2 separate regions of the Homo sapiens genome follow, and region 2 is linked to region 1. A link is an interaction called in ENCODE POLR2A ChIA-PET data of the cell type or tissue named here. Cell type or tissue: PC-3. All regions are shown on one strand.

Region 1 (2,500 bases):
CAAGCAAAAATCCAAATCCAAATATCAACACGGGTCCCGCAGGCATGCCCACTCTTGAGAGACTGCCATTGTTAATTGCAATCATTGCCATTTATCTTATGCTACCATGTCTTTTGGATGGTGGGCTTTGCGGGGGCCCTCAGTTTTGTTGCAGATGGCATGGTAGAACATTCTGATTTCACAGTGGGACATTCTTGTAAAAAGTGGGTGATTTCTGCCTTGAGATGACAAATGCTTTCTTACGCCTGCTGTTTTCCTCTCTAGGGTGATCACAGAGCTTCCTCTGGCCTGCCATTACGCGTTGTCTCTGGGAAAATGGGAAGATTCTACTGCCCCGACATGAATAGGGAATGTGCTTTGAGCTGTTTTCCTGATAGACATAGAGCAAACGTGATGACTTCTGTTCCTCGGGTTCAAGATCACCTGGCCTGGCCTGAAGCAGATTCCCACATCCAGACTCCAGGCAACACTTTGAGAACCAATATGCTTGGCCAGGATCAGAGAACCAGGCACTGATCGGGGAGGGTTAAGGCCCCCTGCAGCCCCTGCAGGGATGCAAATGCTGGCCTGCACAGCTGCCAAAAGACTCCACTTGAACCTCCGAGACTGTACAACCTAGACCGTCATTTATAGATGTGAGCGACCCGCAGTAAAAGAGTAGACATATGAAGAGAACTGGCAACCAGAAGGAAGAATTGGGCAGAGTGAGCCAACCAGCACAACAAACGATGGCCACAAAAGTGGACTGAATGCCAGAAACGAGAGGTGTGGCAGACAGTGATTTTCCCCACCCACCTCACCAGCTCCCAACGTTTTCCCACCTCTGAAGTCGGATCGGGACATGGGAGCAGTTCTGACAAGTGGGCTGTGAGAGGCCATTTCCCTCCCACCCTATTCTGGAAAAACACACACCCCATTCCTTCCCCACCATCCTCCATTTCTGACCTTCCTCTACTTCTTGGGGAAGGAACTGAGTGTAATTTTTTCAAATTCTGCATCATGACCCATTAGTGCATCACCAAGTCAATTTAATAAGACCCGACGTTGAAAAGAAAACAGAATTGGGTAGAATAAAATATTAGAAGGCATGGGGAATGGTCAAGGCAAGTACTGTTTGGTGGGTCATATGTGTGTACTGAGTCATGAGGTAAAAGGAATTTACTGTGGTTCCAAAGAGCTTAAAAGCCACTGACTCAGAAGGAGAGCTGTGTAGTCAGTCATGCACAAATATTACAGACGCCAACACCCAATGCTTAGAGCTCCATCATTTACCCCATCCTTGCCATTTGACTTTAATCAGCTTTCTTAAACCACTAAGCCTCCGTTTCTTCAAACAGAAAATAAGTTACTCAATAATGAAGCCCAGGACTGTCCGGAGGGCAAAATAAACCAAATATATATGAAAGCAATTTTCACAATAGAAAGAACTTTGCCAATGTTAATAGCTGTCACCTTAAATCCATGCCTTTGCACAATCTGAACATTGGTTCTAGAATTAAAAGCTTCATTCTCTGTGGAAGGAATTTCAAGCACTGTTAGAAGGAGAAACCTGAGCCACTGAAAAGCTCTGGATTCATCCATGGGGATACAAGGGTTTCTGGTAAGTTTACAAAGAAAGAGTTTAGGAGATGTCTTTGTAGTCAGTGCTCTTAAGAAAGCAAATTATAATATCGCCCCTTAGAAACCCATTTCACAGTGGCCATTCATGTATAAGTATTGTGCCGGTTACAAATATTCTCACCCAGATGGTGGTTCAGGACTTGTCAAAGTGCCTCCATAGCACTATTCTGTTAACCATCTTGTACATCCAGGTGTCATATAAGCAAAGAACCAAGGAAATGAATGTCATTACAAAAAATAACCATTTCACTGAGTTAAACTGACTCTTCCCTTTGAACTCAGAAACACCTCATCACAGTGGTGATGAGTCACCCCTAGTTTTATGATTTCCTTGTTACCAAGGGATTGCAGTATAAGACCAGGGGTCCACAGAAACCTTTGTGGCCCTCATGCATTGGATGAAACTACCTGTCTACATCCTCTTCCCCCTCTAGAAGAACCACAGCCACCATTTCCCTGCCCCCAGATCTAAATCACTTAGCCTTCTATTAGAAGAGTGCAATCATCATTTTCCAATGGAAATCTTCAGGTCAGGAAAAAATTAGCATGAGAATGATGAGATATTGCAACTGCCTGACTACAGCCCCAGGACTCACAGGAACCCCAGGACCTACCTAGCTCAGTGGGAAAGAAGTAGGAAGAGATACACAAAGGTTTGTTGAATAAATCATCTGAAACATATAAACTGGATAGAGTGCATAACCATAAAACAAAGGCCACTTTCTCCCTGCATCCCCGGGCTCCATCCCTCTTGGCTCATTCCTTCCTCTCAAGGAGCACCCACATTTATACCCCCATCCCTACCACCAGAATGATCCTAGGGGATTTTCAAGCCACTCTAGTAGGAAATGTCCACATTCCAACATCCAGGCTTCCAGCC
Region 2 (2,500 bases), 1.1 Mb after region 1:
TTTGTCATGGATGCCTGATGGGATAGGACCCTGTTGGCATCCTCTCTGAAAATCTCCCTTGCCTGGCTAGGGATTGTTTTATTTTATTTTCTTTAGCCTGTAGCAAATACAGGTTCAGTATCTCCATTGAATAATATATTGTAGAAAGAAAGGCAGTAATAAAAACTTCGTTCTTTTTCCCCATTTGAAAAACAATTATTATAGGAGTTTAGAAAATAAAAATTTTAAAAACAAAATTAAAATAATTGATGTTACACCATCAAGGGTCTTTGAATACTCGATTCTTTTTTGATTTTTTTTGTCTTTACTCCTGTACCAATGTATCCTTTTTAAAGAATAATAAAATTTGAGAAATTAAACTCATTGTTATTAGTACCTTTCTATCCACTTCTTTTTTTTTTCCAGGATAGTGAAAAAAAAAAAAAAAAGAGGAGTGAGGGCTGAACTTGTTACGATTTAGAAATTAAGGCCCATTTTCCTTCTTAAGAACCCAGTTTCTCTATATGAAGCAGATCCAGACCGCAGGTCCCTGTCCCACCACGCCTTTCACTTCCCTGTGCCTCGTTTCCTCATCTGTAGAAGAGAGTCAGTCATGATAATAACTCCTACTTCTTGGTAGTGTTGCAAGGATTAAGCAGCTTAATACTTGTATGTGCTTTGAACAGTAACGTGCTGTAGTGTACAAAAGATGTAAATTGCAGACCAGGCATGCTGGCAGCTGCCTGTAGTTTCAGCTTCTCGGGAAGCCAAAGCAAAGGATCTCTTGAGCCTCAGTATCTGAGGTCAGCCTGGGCAACCTGGCAAAATACCTCATCTCATAATAATAACAACAATAATAATAATGTTAGCTGTTATGGGCTGTTATTGGTTACTTATCCTAGTCACAGTCTTCTTATTTAATTTACTCTCATATCTCAATTGTTTTTTTGAAGTAATCAATTATCTTCCTTGATTGTGTTTGTTTCCAGTATTTGTCTTTGGAAAGGAATCCTGCATTTATACCTGGTTATTTATAGCTTCTTCTAAAGGGGTGAAAGTATTTCCCTACACAGTCATGCATCACCATGCCCGGTCAGTTCTGAGAAATGAGTTGTTAGATGATTTCATCGTGCAAACATCACAAAGAGCACTTACACAAATGTACATGGCATAGCCGGCTGCACACGTAGGCTACAGGCTATAAGTGTAGCCTGTGCTCCTAGGCTACAAACCTGTGCAGCATGTGACCAGGCTGAATACTGTAGGCAATTGTGACACTTAACACAATGGTTTTTATGTATCAAAATGTGGGAAAGGTATAGTAATAATGCAGTAGAGGCCAGGTGCGGTGGCTCACACCTGTAATCCCAGCACTTTGGGAGGCTGAGGCGGGCAGATCACGAGGTCAGGAGATGGAGACCATCCTGGCTAACACAGTGAAATCCCGTCTCTACTAAAAATATAAAAAATTAGCCAGGCATGGTGGCACGCACCTGTAGTCCCAGCTACTCAGGAGGCTGAGGCAGGAGAATTGCTTGAACCTGGGAGGCAAAGGTTGCTGTGAGCTGAGATCATGCCTCTGCACTCCAGCCTGGGCTACAGAGCGAGACCCCATCTCAAAATAATAATAATTATTATTATTAAGAAGGGAAAAAAATGATACACCTGTACACCTGTATAAGGCACTTACCATGAATGGAGCTTGCAGGATGGAAAGTGGCTGTGGATCTGGGTGAATCAGTGAGTGGTTAGTGAATGTGAAAGCCTAGGACATCACTATCTACTACTGTAGACTTATAAACACTGTATATTGGCCAGGCGCGGTGGCTCATGCCTGTAATCCCAGCACTTTGGGAGGCCGAGGTGGGCGGATCACGAGGTCAGGAGATCGAGACCATCCTGGCCAACATAGTGAAACCCCATCTCTACTAAAAATACAAAAATTAGCCGGGCATGGTGGCGCATGCCTGTAATCCCAGCTACTTGGGAGGCGGAGGGAGGAGAATCCCTTGAACCAGGGAGTTGGAGGTTGCAGTGAGCTGAGATTGCGCCACAGCACTCTAGTCTGGTGACACAGCGAGACTCCATCTCAAAAAAAAAAAAAAAAAGACTGTATATTTACACTAAATTTATTAAAACATTTCTTCAATAGTAAATTCATATTAGATTACTATAACTTTTTTTACTTATTAATTTTTTAAACTTTTTGACTCTTTTGTACTCACTTAGCTTGAAACACAAATATGTGGTTCAGTTGTACAGAAATATTTTCATTCTTTATATCCTTACTCAATAAGCTTTGTTCTATTTTTTTTTTAACTTTCTAAACTTTTTATTAAAAACTAAGACACAAACACATACATTAGCGTAGGTCTACACAGGGTCAGGATCATCAATATCACTGTTTTTCATCTCTACATCTTGTCCCTGTGCCACTGGAAGGTCTGCAGGGACAATAATCTGTGTGGAGCTGTCATCTCCTACGATAACAGTGCCTTATTTTGGAATCCTTCTTGAAGGA

Evidence for each region. ChIA-PET counts read pairs that join two places held together with the same protein. Peaks named below come from ENCODE experiments on the same cell type or tissue, not always from the same donor. Only the 100,000 strongest peaks of a DNase experiment are listed, where the experiment ranks them.
Region 2: POLR2A ChIA-PET joins it to region 1 with 5 read pairs; 1 of 35 experiments calls an interaction of 5 or more read pairs at or near these places.

The regions. Positions count from the first base shown.
Region 1 is chr21:39,632,693-39,635,192 of GRCh38, reverse strand. All of the region lies in intron 1 of B3GALT5 (beta-1,3-galactosyltransferase 5), which reads right to left. Among named protein-coding and RNA genes, the nearest start is that of B3GALT5, 21 kb to the right of the region's middle. RefSeq lists an enhancer at 802-2,001. In PC-3, no CTCF peak of the experiment used is centred here; DNase peaks (open chromatin) are centred at 1,192 and 1,922; H3K4me3 peaks cover 933 bases; H3K27ac peaks cover 2,500 bases.
Region 2 is chr21:38,485,049-38,487,548 of GRCh38, reverse strand. The region is part of intron 1 of ERG (ETS transcription factor ERG); the gene reads left to right. Among named protein-coding and RNA genes, the nearest start is that of ERG, 12 kb to the left of the region's middle. In PC-3, no CTCF peak of the experiment used is centred here; a DNase peak (open chromatin) is centred at 1,108; H3K27ac peaks cover 440 bases.